Linked DNA regions of Homo sapiens: region 2 is linked to region 1. A link is a contact called in ENCODE Hi-C or POLR2A ChIA-PET data. All regions are on one chromosome and are shown on one strand. Each heading gives the region's core, a stretch centred on a gene start or an enhancer-like site at or near the end of the contact. The rest is flanking DNA. Distances are from core to core; before and after follow the strand shown. Region 1 holds the start of SAMMSON (survival associated mitochondrial melanoma specific oncogenic non-coding RNA). Region 2 overlaps SAMMSON (survival associated mitochondrial melanoma specific oncogenic non-coding RNA).

Evidence for each region. Hi-C counts contacts between places; a loop is a spot of excess contacts on that map. ChIA-PET counts read pairs that join two places held with the same protein, here RNA polymerase II (POLR2A). Pooled maps may share reads with other maps.
Region 2: a map of ascending aorta shows a loop between it and region 1 (2.3-fold over the local background). The contact joins the enhancer-like site here to the promoter of SAMMSON in region 1. A Hi-C loop is called at or near these places in 5 of 168 maps with a recorded cell type or tissue (aorta, ascending aorta, dorsolateral prefrontal cortex and 2 more) and 5 of 50 pooled maps. POLR2A ChIA-PET finds 5 or more read pairs at or near these places in 1 of 52 experiments (GM12878).

Annotation. Positions count from the first base shown.
Region 1 is chr3:69,995,743-70,002,863 of GRCh38, forward strand. SAMMSON (survival associated mitochondrial melanoma specific oncogenic non-coding RNA) reads left to right here and starts at 3,991. Exons shown (of 5, transcript NR_190186.1): 1 at 3,991-4,125.
Region 2 is chr3:70,060,221-70,067,341 of GRCh38, forward strand. It overlaps SAMMSON (survival associated mitochondrial melanoma specific oncogenic non-coding RNA), which reads left to right. Exons shown (of 5, transcript NR_190186.1): 4 at 5,026-5,098. Among named protein-coding and RNA genes, the nearest start is that of SAMMSON, 64 kb to the left of the region's middle. Within about 2 kb of position 4,170, at least 3 of the 41 ENCODE cell types and tissues checked have a DNase peak (open chromatin) inside an H3K27ac peak, as active enhancers do; they include ascending aorta and dorsolateral prefrontal cortex, where a contact is called at or near this core.

The DNA.
Region 1 (7,121 bases), core at 2,741-5,240:
AAAAGTGGCTAATGCTGTCATGTCATTTGGGGAAAGATTTCATTCTGGAGATGTCATGTGCCTCCACAAAAGGAAACGATATGACTTCTTTAACTAAATTCAAAGTATTCTGTTTTGACCCAGATGTATATAGATCAACACAAGTCCTTATCAATATACAGCATAAGAGGAGGTATTTAATGTCTCTTTATTCAGAGTTGTGGTACTGCACCACCCAAAGATTTCTAACCACGTGAGATTTTTGAGAGCCCAGACCCAGAAGACATTCTTTGGGGGGACATAAAAAAGGATGCTGATCAGTCCCCAGTTAAGGTCATACAAGGAAATAGAAATAATCTGGAATTAGGGAGGCCAGTCAAAATTCTGCTAAAATGATGAGCTACATTAGGAAAAATTCAAAAGTACCATTTATCTGCAGATGTCTATGCATTTGAACAGAGAGATATTCTGAGCCATTCCACTCACAGAGAGACTGATAACTACTTTAAAAAGTAACCTGTAGGTTGCTACATTTAGGAAGGTCCTTAATAAATATTATGGATGGCGATATAACTGATGCTTAAATATCTGTAATATGGGGTTGAGGGCAGAAAAAAAAAATCAGAGTTGGATATACTGCATTGAAAATAAAATTCCACCCAAAATATCAAAAACATAGAAATTGTACAGAGGCAGGTGAGCAAGAGGAGCGAATTCTTAAGAATACAAGGTGGCCTGCTTCATCGTTCTTTCTCAGACTTTTATAATCTTCCTTTGTATTAAAAAACTAAAGCCGACATGGCCTCTTGTCTCTGTCCCCGACTCAACACCTGAACCATATATATATATTATTCTGCTTCTCTACAGAGGTCAACTGGCACGTGTGTTTATTTATATGCAAAGATCCTCAATTGGCTGCCCCAGAAAGAGACAGCATGTGCAGAAAAGATTTAGAGAGATCCCAAATGGGACACAGAGAGAACGCAATTGGTTGTCATTTATCAATGAATCAGCTCCTCAGGAATGAGATGTCTGTCCTTGTCCTGATCAGCTATGATAGGGATAGAGCCACCTTGCAAGACTTTTTTCTCTTTAATCAATAAAGAAGTTGTGAGTTGGGCACCCTTTCCATAATTTCTCTATTTTTGGTAATTTGGGTGGAATTTTATTTCTCATGCAGTGTATCCAACTCTGATTTTCTCTCTCTCAATTCCACATTATAGATAGTTAAGCATCAGTTATACAATCACCCCTAATATTTATTAAGGACATTCTTAAATGGGGCAATGTATTGATTACTTTTTATTTATTTTTTATTATACTTTAAGTTCTAGGGTACATGTGCACAACTTGCAGGTTTGTTACGTATGTATACATGTGCCATGTTGGTGTGCTGCACCCATTAACTCATCATTTACGTTAGGTATATGTATAGATTACTTTTTAAAGTAGTTATTAGTCTCTTTGTGATGGAGTGGCTCAGAATATTATACACCTGAAGATTCTCTCTTATCAATGACCAGCCGTGAACATCCTCAGTGTGACACCTTGAAAAAAGAATTTACATCTGAATCTGTGTTTTATGCTTCTAGTCAATCTACCAACTTTTGGTACCACTATACTTAAAATACTACAAGGAACAACATAATCTGTGCCCTCAAGGAGTTTTAATCTGGAGTGAATCATGACATATATAAGATTTTAACATTTTCTCCAAGCCCAGCTGTGAAATGAATAACTAAATTGGCTCCTCAAAACAACAACAAAAAAATGCCTTTAAAATATCTTCTGTTAGCTTGCATGCAAAAGTTTTAACTACTCTCTTCCTAACTAACTCTTTTCTGGCGAGGTTATGCTTTAGCTGCCACCACTCAGGAAAGCATTATAATTGTAGCACTAGCTTAGCCAAAAGGCCAAGTTTTTGCTTTAGGATAAACTTGTTAAAATTGGGAACTCAGCCAGGGTCATGCATCTAAGAACATTGTGAAAGCATCTTAGGGTTGTTCATCTAGCTATGGTCTAATTAATTTTCAAATGGACAAAGTAGTTTCTTGGGCCATATAACAAGCATTTTCATTCATTTAAGTGAAGCTGGATTTGGCTCAAAGCAGGGTCATGAGAAATTCTAATGGCTCCTTCTCTTCTTTGTGTGTCCTCAGGAGAGCTTCCTCGATGTCAACAATGCAAGATTTGTGCTGCGGGCAATTGGAGTAGAATCAGCTTCCTGAGAGCCAAGTTCTTTGACTTCCCCTAGAAGGAAAGGGTATGGAACCAAGCATATGGGAAGGCTCTCTAGGCCCTTTTACATTATTGGATTTAGCTACGCTCACATAATGAAATTGTTGAGATTGTTTAAACCTTCTGCAGGGACTTCTGTTAGCAGAAAAGAAACTTGTACTAAAGCCATAAGAAGATTGTATTATAGATATAATGGAATCTTTTTTATCTTTTGCCTGGTTTTCTGCACAGGACTGACATATTTTTCTGGGCATGAAGCCAAAGGTCTATTTAATTTCTACTTAAAATTTCCCATGGCCACTAATACTCTCCCCCTAGATAGCTGCTTTATAAATGAATAAATAAAGACAAAGCCACTAGAAAGGTTGTGAATCCTTGTAAGCTTTTTTTTTTTAAGGTGGCTATTTTGCACTCCAATAACATCTATAAAAAGCGTGTTCCTGAATCTTTAGGACAATGCTTCACTGCTATCAATCAAACTTCCGTAAAATATTGAACTTATCTTTGTCCTAAGACCACAGCCATGATTAAATAAGACTTGAATATAAAAATGCAGGTTTACTTGCATCAGATGAGTTCTCGTGAACATATGAGGTTATATCACTCCTATTTTTACTGCATTTAGGATTTTTGAGTGGTAATAATGTTTTTCAATTTAAAACTGACTTATTTTTATTTTTCTAGGAGGTTTTTGCCAATTAGGTGACAGGTTTTTTTTGTTTGTTGTTTTGTTTTTGTTTTTGTTTTTGAGAGAGAGAGAGAGCAAGAGTGAGAGAGAGATTGAAGTCGGGGAGAGAACCCAGATGTTAGAAACTGGCCCAAGCAGTCAGCTTCTCATAAAGGACCATCCTGACAGTTTGACTGTAAAAAAGGCACCCCATTGAGCACTACATGTTCCAGGAAATGGCTGGCCACGGAAAACCTTCTGTTCCTAGCATTCATTTCCAGAATGTCCCCAGACTGCTTGTTTGCTCCCTCCCAGCCAACAAAGGGCAGTCAAATGTACCTGAAGATCAATTAGAAAGTCACCCTGGCTTCCAGAAATCTCACCTTTATAGAACCCTCAGCAGTCAGAGGCTGTCTCAGCCTATCCTTTTTTATTCTATAAAAATCACTCTCCTCTCTAACACCCGGGAACCCTGCTGAAACGAAACTGACAGCAGATGGGTTCCCTTGCCATCAATTTATGAATAAACAGCCTTTGTTCATTTTGTCTCGAACTTAGTTTTGTCTTTGACAGATGTAACCATGACTTAAAGCAATACCCGGCTTGTAGAAGAAGTATTTACTTATTCAACAAATATCTACTAAGTACCTACTAAGTGCCAGGCACTATTCTCAGCACTGAGACGTAAGATACGTAATTTGTCATTGGTGACTCACTTCTTGTGAATCCAAGAGCTCCATAAATAGTGGTCATTTATTATTAACAATCCTTTCTGAGATAAAAACCTGCTTTTTATAGTTTACGGAGAAGTAGCTTTTGTTTTATAAGTGTAACTGCAACCAAATAGTTCCCACATGATATCATAGCCCACTTGTGATACGGGAGTACCGGGAACGGAAGAGCGTGGTCCCTTTAAATGATACGGAAGTGGGGAAGGGAAGTGAGGGGTAGAGGAAGGCGGGTCCCTGGCTCGGCTCTACCCCCATGGATCTAGGTGAGGACAGGCGCTCCTGCTTTCCCGCCCAAATGTTGTATTTTCCAAGCCTACCCTTGCCGGCCACGCCCCCAACCTGGGCCTATAAAAACCGCCCCCCGCAGGCCCTAGCGGGCAGACACACTGAAGTCGCTAGACATTTGAGGAACACATCCGGGGAAGAAGACACAGGTGGCTGGTCATGGAGAGCCCGCTGGGGGAAGAGCACACAGACAGGCACCGGCAGGCCATTGACCAGCGGGACAAGGTGGAGTTTGGCTGGGGCAGTGGGAGGAGAGCTGGGGCCGCCGAGCTGCCCTACTCCAGGGGAAAACCACCTCCCTTCTCGCTCCCCCATCACCGGAGAGCTACTTCCACTCAATACAACTTTGCACTCATTCTCCAAGCCACGTGTGACCAATTTTTCCGGTACACCAAGGCGAGAAATCCGGGGATACAGAAAGCCCTCTGTCCTTGCGATAAGGTAGAGGGTCCAATTGAGCTAACACAAGCTGCCTATAGACGGCAAACTAAGAGAGCACCCAGTAACACACGCCTGCTGGGGCTTCAGGAGCACACACGTCCACTGGGGCTTCGGGAGCTGTAAACAGTCAGCCCTAGACACTGTCGTGGGATCGGAGCCCCACAGCCTGCCTGTCTGTATGCTCCTCTAGAGGTCTGAGCAGCGGGGCGCTGAAGAAACGAGCCACACTCCCATCACACGCCCTGAGAGGAGGACAAGGGAACCCGTACCGTTTCACTTGTGATAGAGATAAAGTTATTATTGTTGTAATTTTAACTTATAGAACTATAATATAATGGTACAATGATATATATTGACAATATTCCTCTTTCACCCACATTTTGTATCTGTGTTCAAGATTAAATGAAAAAGGATATTCTCAAAAAGCTAGCAAAACCAAAAGCAAGACGTTATGCCAAATGTAAACATATTTCTGTTTAGCAAATAGCAGGAGTGTATAAAACATTTCTCTTTTCACATAACAGAATGTTCTATGCTTACTGTATTAGTTAACAAATTCAAGTCTGTTTATTTTGTTTGAAATTCCACTTCATCCATAAATTACAGCATTACACAATAACACCAGAAGGACAATATCACCATTGTTTGCTTTTACAGTCATCTCAGCCCACAAAATGCTTCCCATTGTCAGCTTGCTATCATCAAGCTATTGTTGTTTTCCTCTTTCTGGGGTCTTGTATTAATATCATTCAAATTATTTAGACACTCAACAGTGTTTTTGCTATCAGTGCAAACCTCTAAAGAGCTGGAGCCCCAGCGTGATGACCAAATAACCCTTGACTATTTATCTTGCCGTAAGTCATTATTTCCTGAGGCCCTGGAGAAGCTGTGTTGCCATGTGTGCACTGCAGGGACGGGGAGCTTCTCCTGCCGGAGCTGGTTTGTTCCACTGGACAATGAGCCCTTTTCTGCTTGGCTCTCTGTATGGGCACATACACAATGAGGCGGTTTAGGGAAGAGGGGTGATGTGGGTCATTGATAACAACAATCCCCGAACTTCTTAAAGAATTGTTGAGCCCCCTAAAAATATGTTGTCTTTATGAATTATCCTTAACCCTTTTTAATTGCATAAAAACTTCAGGCACTTGAAAAAAATTAAAAAACGAAAAGTAAGTCTGTCTCTAGTATCCCTCTTCTCCTTTGTAGAATTACATCCTTTATTCACTCTGCCACTATTTATTATGTGCCTCCTGTGTGTAAGACATACTGTTAGTCATTGGAAATACAGAAATGAATGGGACAGACACACTTCTTGCCCTCATGGAACTTAGGGCCTAATGGGAGATACAATGTTAAGGTTGTTTCTAGTGTTTTTTTTTTTTTTTAAGAATATGTTCTACATGTATACATGTAATATGTATTCTCTCCCATTTTTAAAAAACATAAATGGTGGTTTACTATGTGTACGCTTTTTGGTTTTGCATTATTCTTTTAACAGTATGTAGAGGATGCATTTTCTACTGTATAGTGTTCTGTCCCCCTTAAATAGCACTCTGATTTTATTTTGGGGGGGAATCACGACTTTCTAATTTTGCATACTCCTTGTGGGATTGTAAATCAGGTCCCCTGTCCTCAAGTAGCCAATGGTTAGGTATGCAACCCAGCTTATCTCTCTTTAGACTCAATCTCAAGCAGATCCAGAGTTACTCAGGATCAGAACAATATTTGAAAGGCATTACCAGAATCCAGACAAGATGATGGAGCAATACCTGATGCCCAGTGGTCTAGGGTAGCCGATTCCTGTTCTGCTCTCCAGGCTCCTGTCCATTCTGTGGATCAACTCATATTGCTCCAATTCATTTTGTTTTGCTTGCATAAGCCAGAATTAACTTCTGTTGCTTGTAAACAAAGAGAGTTAACCAAAGACATACAGTATATCAGAGTATAGAGACCTACTTTACTCTCGGTCATTGCCTGCATGAGTCTTCTTTATATGGATGTATCACAGTTTATTTAACCACTCCCTTGTAAGTGGACATTTAAGTCTAGTGTTCTGTAAATAAAAGGTCAGAATATACGTCTGTATACAGTATATATTCTTGCATATCCACCTTTGGACAGATGTGTGAATGTGTTTTGTAGAAATACATTTGTAGAAATGCAACTGCTGGGTCAAAGAATTAGTAGATTTTTAATAACATCAAACAGCGTTGAAGGCCCCCATATAAGAATAACAACTACTGACTGAAGACATAACTAATTAAAAAAATTAATTACAGCTTATTTGTAATAACTTCTTATTGTCACTGAGTGAAAAGGTAATTCTCGTTGAATTTACGAAAAGTGACTAATAGGAAATTTAGAAAACTCAGAGAATATATAAAAACACAAAGAAAAGCCAGCCACCAAGTCGCTTATAATTCTCTCACCAACAGTGGCAGAATTACATTTAGTCATCATCATTATTCTTACATCCAGTTTTATAGTTATTTTTGAAGAGGATTATTATCAACTATCAACTCTGTCATAGCTGGAAGTAGAGGCCACTAAAACAGATTTCTTAAACTCCAAGTACTGTATATGGATTTTCTACTTTTTTTTGTTTTTGATTACTAATTTAGTTGCTAGAGGTCAGAGAACATACTCTATATGGTTCCAACCTCTTGAAATTTATTAGGAGTTACTTCATGGCCTGTTATCAATTGTGGTTACATTTTACATGTGCCTGTGAAGAATGTGCCTTATCTAGTTTGGGACAGTATTCTATGTACTTGCTTTGA
Region 2 (7,121 bases), core at 2,920-5,419, 65 kb after region 1:
ACGTGGCTATGACAAGGACAGAATACATTCCCTTATGGAGTGTTTGGCCTAGAGGGAAACCAACAGTTAAACAAGGAATTATTATAAAGTCTGTGCTGTGAGAGCTTGGAGAAGGGGAACTTGACCAGCAGGAGAGTCTGGGAGGCAAAACCTCCCAGGGGAAGTGCTATTTTCTCTAATAAATATGAAAAAGTCAAAAGATGCACTGACTATGGTCATAGGCACTATAATTCATATACAATAACTTTTAGTCAGGAACCAATTTTTATTTTCCTCTGCCATTCCACCATTTCTGAGCAAACTTTTCTGCTATCTATTGATAGATACTTAGGCTTCAAATTAATTTGAAGGTTATCCTGGGGAAAATATTATGATGGCTTATTATTTCCATCACCTCCTATTTGCTGTCACAACTTGGGGGGAGATGCTACTGGCATCTGGTAGGCAGAGGCCAGGGATGCTGTTAAACATCCTACAATGCACAGGACAGTCCCCACAGCAAAGAATGATCTGGCCCAACATGTCAATAGTGCTTCAGTACCCTGATCTAGACATAGAAAAACTTGGACTGAGTTTGGGAATCTGAGCAGTCCATATTAGCAAAGCTTAGAATATGTACATATGAAAGGGAATAATGGGTTAGACAGGCCATACTGTAGAGGGTCATGGATGTAGGTCAGTGGAAGTCTGTACTTAAGTAGTGGAGAAAAGATGAGAGGAAGAGGGAGTGAGTGGGAGTGGAAAATTATCTGGATATTTTAGATTGGAAGTCGTGAGAGCTTAAACTGGAGACGATGCCAATGAAAATGGAGGAAAAAGGATGTATGCCAAGATGCAGACATCCATGCATAAAAGGATGTATATCCTGACTTCAGGAGGAGAGGGAAGGCCATTCCAAAGGTGGTAGCTTTGGCAGTGGTGCTGCCATTCATGAGTAATAGACAAGGCAGGAAGAGGGATTTGGGGGAGAAAAATGAATTTGGGTTTGCGTGTGTTGTGGTTGAGATACCGACAGGACCTCCAGTTGGGACTGCCTAGCAGGCGAATGCAACTGTGAGTCAGGAGCTCAGAGCCATGACCAAGTCTAGGGACCATGCTAACATCTTTGTTCTAAGCCAGAGGTCCTAAATTGGCAACCTGTGGGCCCCATCTGGACTACAGATGTGTTTTGTTTGGCCTGCGTAATGTTTAAAAAATCTTTAAGATTTGTAACAACATACACATCGAGAGACTGCATATAAAAACCCATCTTTTCTGCTTGTCTTGAAATATCAGAGCATCTGGCAATTCTGGGTTCTCGTTTCTGCATGGGCAAAGCCTGAGCTGAGGCTTGGCTGCCCACTTTCCACAGGGCATGATGTCTCCAGTTTGCCTCAATCCCCACCATGCCCTGTTAAATGTCACCTGGCCAGCCCACCTCCCAAGTTTACTTTACCTGCCTAAAATTTGCGTTTGCAACGCCTGGGTTAGGTTATGACTGTATCAGATGCTAGCTCCCTCCGCATCTACCCACGGCTACATTCATTCCCCTTGTGTCTCCTCAAGTGTGCCTTATGCCTTCAGCATCTCTGGTTACCCTCTCAGGGTTTTCTTTTGCTGTAGATATGCACAGGTCTCTTGTCACTTGCAACAGCTTCACTTGATTCTGCCATCTCCCAAGTTCTTTTTTCCTTTGACTCATTCATTTTGTTGAATGAATAAATGATTCTATGTGTAAACAAACCAGCTGCTTACACTTATGTCTTTGGAACCCCCAGACTCCCATTCGTTCTCTGCAGTATTTTTGATCCCTGGCCTTAGTCTTCACCATTCTACAGGCAAACCCTCCACAGTGATCATCCAGCAGCCAAGTGCGTTGGTTTTTTCTTCTCTCTAAGCACATTGCAACCCCATAGTCTGTGTGCCACTGTTTCCTCTGCCCATGGTGCTGAGACACCCGCATGGCCCGTTTCCCCACTTCATTCATGCCCATACAAATAATAATATCGGCATGTTAAGGAGGCCTCTCCTGACCCCACTGTCTAAGAAGGCCCCTCTCCCCATGGCATGCTCTTTCTCCTTGCCCTGTTTTATTTTCTTCACAACATCTGCCACCACCTGACATTATATTAAGTAGAACCACATGAGAATGCACATTTTGTAGGTCAAAACCGGACAAATACTGGCAATTTCTTGTGGTTTGATTTAACATATTAATTTGCTCATTTTCTATCCTCTCCTCCTTAAAATGTAAGCTCATTGAGGACAGACTCTGGTTTGCTCACTGTTCTATCCTCAGGCCCCAGAACAGTAGCAGGCACATAGTGGATGCTCAGTACATATTTGTCAGACACAAACATTTTGAGATGCTCTTCATGATCTTTCTGTAGCAGTCACCAATAACCATAATCTCTTTGATATTGCACTGCTCTTCTGTCATTGTGACTTTTATCCTCCCTCTAATGTCTCCTCTCTGCCCATTCTCTGGCTTCTCACATCACTCCTTTCCAAAGGGGAATGTCCCAAAACGTTCAGGCCTGGCTGGCTGTTTCGCTCTGCCATTTCTTGCCTCCTCTGAAAGTCAGTCGTCCTCATGTGTTCATCTCTGAGTTTGGTGTAAATGACTTCCACATCTGTACCTGCAGCCGTGAGCTCAGTCCAAAGTGAGCAGTTAGTATTGGCATCAGTTGCATATTGGACATTCTATTTTGGGTTGCCCATATCTTCAGAAATACAGTATTCCAAAAATTTACATCTTCCTTTATTTTTGAAAATGTTGACTTCATCACCTGGTGTCCCTTCTGCCCTTCACTACAAAACTGAAGCACTTGGGAAGTTCTTTGTCTCCTGCTTTGTCTGCAGGGACCCTCTTCCTTCTGTCACCAGCCCCCCCCACCCCCGCCGCATTGACTTTCCTTGAAATGCTTCTCACATTGGTCCCTTTCTTTTCTTTCTCTTGACAAATATCTTGATTAATGCTAGAGCCTTTTATCTCACTGCTTCGTACCTTTTCCCTCAACCCTGCACATTGAGAACAGATTAACTTTTGTATAATATTTGAATAGGTTCATTATTCTACACCAAATATATCTTTAGACCCACCTGCAACTTTGTGAATATTTTGGTCTTTTTCCAGCCTGCTTTTCAAATCCCATTTCCTGTGATGCCTTCTGAACCGCTTAGCTCTCCAACCCCATTGGATTCCTTGCTCTTGCTTGAAGATGCAGCACATATTCCCAGTGGCAGCAGCCCTAGGTGTTCTGGGAGGCTAGCCCTTCTTGAGATCCCCATCAGCTTCTCTTCTTTTAGGTAGGATCCGTGTGCCTCCTCTGCAAACATAGCTGCAAAGAATTACATCTTTGAGCAGCCCTTCCCCCGCAAACAGATTTTCATCTGAAGTCCCTCCTACAGAGAAATTCTAGAGCTGCCACTGCATATCCCTGTCTCCATCTTTGCTGACTTTGTTTCCTTCCCCCAGAAACTCCTTTCTGTGAATCAAATCCTTATCACAGGAGACAGTACAGGAGAGTGGTTCAGAGCATGAGTTATGGTGTCCAGGTAACTGGAGCTTGAGTCTTAACCTTTTACACTCCCTTGCTGGGTTACCCATCAGCAAAATTCAGCTGTTTAATGAAGGCAATATTTGTAAAGGGCTTAGCACAGTGCCTGGCATATCTTAAGTATCATTAGCATCAGCATCATCATTCTTCATCATAATTTAAGGGCCACTGTCTACAGTAAATCTTTTCCTACAAGGTCAGTCCTCAGATCTCACCTCCTAATTCCTATTGCACTTCTTGTCTGGGCTATTCAGAATACATCCACTTTACATTTCATGATTATATGACTAGGTTGTAAGCTCTCAGAGGGCTGGAACCATGTCTTACCCTTCTGTGGGTCCAGTTCTAAGTGCCAGATCTATACATGGCTTTCCACAAATATCTGTGGGATAAAAAATTATTTGAGACTGTGAATGAAGCACAAAGCTGTATTAAAACAGAGTTCCAGTGCCTTGTCATTTAATCAGAAGGAAAATGCCCTGTGTTTCTGTCTATTGTGCTGTCTTAAAATAGGAATAATGAAATATACCAAGTACGTACTAATTTGGCAGTCATTCTCAGAAATCTGGGACTTTACACTTTAATTAAGCACTTGTAGTTAAGCGTTTGGCCAGAAGATGGTGCAGTGTTCAAGGGATCCTTCTCTCTCAAAGTCAAAACTGATTTTCAAGGAATAATATTGCAATCCGACCAAGTCTATAAAGAAATGGGAGAAAGTGATGCCAGTTCAGCTTTGACACCATCCTAGGGCTTAGCAAGTGTCATGCTTTCATGTAGTTTCTTCCTTCCTACTGCCTAGCATAATGAGCTGGAGGACTCTTCTAATTAGCTAAATATTATTGTACATCAGAGTGGGGCCATGCTTCCTGTACATTCTTATTTGGGTTTTGCCAGCCAAGGGAAGAAAGCTGTTAGAGGCAGGAGCAGATGTAAGGAAGGCACAAAACATGCCAAGAAGTCATGGCGCGTCTTTGCTATTGGATGAGTCATTTTACTTCTCATGTTTTTATTCTGATATTAGTAGGAATTCTTCAAGTCAATATGTCTTACTGGAAAAATCTTTTGTGTGTGGTGTGTGTATGCATGGCGTGTGTACAGTGTGTATGTCAAAGTTTTCTCTACCCCTGAAAAAGTTATATAAATAGGATTTGATTGCTAAAATATCCAACGTAAAATGCAGACTGACATAATCTTCTCATTATTATTATCTTTAATGCAATGTAATGTACTGAGCCAGAAAAATAATACTGCAGTTTGATTTCAGATGTGCTGTTTACATTGGTTGGAAACTAATTTAAAGAAGAAGACTCAAAGTTGGTGCTGATCAGCCATCTTTTATCAAGTTTGTGTATCATACACTTGTTCCATTTTTTTATTTTTTTTGCTATGTAAAGTCTTCTGAAAATTGAAAACTAATTTATTATCATGTAGTTATTAGCACAATCACAAAAGAGGTCACTGGTCTTTCCTTTAATTTCTGTCACAGGCTGCAGGCCGTATTATGCTAAATCAAGGATACGGGGAGATAATTAACATAGCAACTCTGGCAATTTTAATAGGTGAGTGATGAACATTTAGAGTTTGGCTTCGAAATCCATGTCTTAATTACCACCCGCCTGCGTGCAGTGACGAGGATGGGGCTCTAGCACACCTATTACAGATACAGTCTGTTGGGCCAAAGTTTTCATGAGTTGTCCATAAAACTATTATTAGATTGAGAGACTTCAAGGCAAGAAAGAAAGAAAAGTGCTTTGTGTTTTGTTTTTTTTAGAAAAAAAAATGTGAGAAATCTGAAGCCATTCCAATGTGTGCCTCTTTCAGAAGTATCCACTCTACTGCAAGAGTTCTCCCTGGGGGGCTGTTGTCCTCTGTGGGACATATGGTACCGTCTAGAGACATTTTTGGTTGTCACATCTGGGGGAGGATGCTATTTGCATCTCGTGGGTAGAAGCCAGGGATCCTGCTAAACCTCCTACAATGCACAGCACAGCCACCCCCACAACACACACACAATAAAAAATTGGCCCCAAATGTTAATAGCGCCAAGGTGCAGAAACCCTGCCCCAGAACTGCCCACTCCATCCCTTGTTATTTTTCACCGCTGGTTGCCAACAGGTGTCACCGCAGGCCCATTTCTATCTGCAGCATTATCAAAGAGAGTCCATAAACTCTTGTAACATATGGAACGAAATCCCAACTGCAAAGCTTTTGTGGAAGGCAGTTACATGCTGGTGAGCTGAGGCCTATGTAACCAAAATTGATCAATTACACAAATTAAGCATAGCCCTTAAGGAATTTATTTTATTGGTCTGGACATCTGTTGCAGTATTGTCCAAATCCAAAACTCAAATGGTGCCTCGGGTTGCCAAGTTAGGCAAGAAAATCTAGTAGCTATAAAAGTACAACTGAAAACCCTATATTAATATCACGTCCATCTGCTGAATGTTACATAAATATGCAGACTTTTTATTTTCCTTGGGAATAACATTTATTTTTACAGTGCCCAGTTTGACATTCTTATGACATTCTGTTCAGTTTATTACATTGTAACTTCAAATGTTTCTTCAAAAATGCATTTATAATGTTGTTGTTAATCTTTTTTCAAGGGTCTGTACCACCTGTTTAACTTATAGTTAAATAGAGAAGTCCTTTTTCTTATAGGAAGAATGGGAAATCTTTGGACAAAGAGTCTCAGAAAAGATTTTGAGTAACACTTGTGTAGTGTAAAGGGAAATTATATAACAGCCATGAATGCTAATATTCCATCCTGCTCTTTTACAAGTTGAAATGTAATCTCCATTTTAAACTAAATTAGCATCATTTCCAAACAGAGTATCATATTTATATCAGATTTATACAACCACATCAGATTACTATTAACATGTAAAATAGTCTCTTTTATGCTGCTGGTAAAAAATAGATTGAAGAGAATGATTTGATTTCCACTTTAATGTCAGGGATTTAAATTAATCTGAGTGGACATGTTTAGGTTGAGAGTTGCTCCAACATTGAAGAAACAGCAGGTAGGGGCGGCTTTACCTTAAGAACCTGTTGTGATCCTGGCACGAAGAAAACCTTGCAGTTATAAAAGTACATCTGAAAATCATGATGTTCCTATCATGTCCATCTGCCGAATGTTAAATAAATATGTTGGTTGGTTATTTAAATATGTTCAGTGGCTAAGCCAACTGGAAAATTATAGGATATGTGTAGGAAAACTTAGAGGACATTTTTCTTCATGTTTTTCCCCTTCATTCTCAGTCTATATATTCAGGAAAACACTTTTTAGTAGTCAATTGTTGAAAGAATTCTAATCTAATAATAAGACCATCTAGAAGGGTCAGGGAAACTTAAAAGCAAAACCAGAACTGAACAAACAAACAAACAAAAAAACCAAGGCAAACAAAACTTGGCACAGGTATCGGAGAGATTTCCTTACGGTATTTTCCATTTTAAAAGAAGAAAAAGATAGATAGAATTTTATCAAATTTATTTTAAAAGAACACTTTTAACTGTAAAAGTGGTTCATGTTTACTATGGGACATTTAAGTAATATGAATCTAAAAGTGTATTCAAATAATT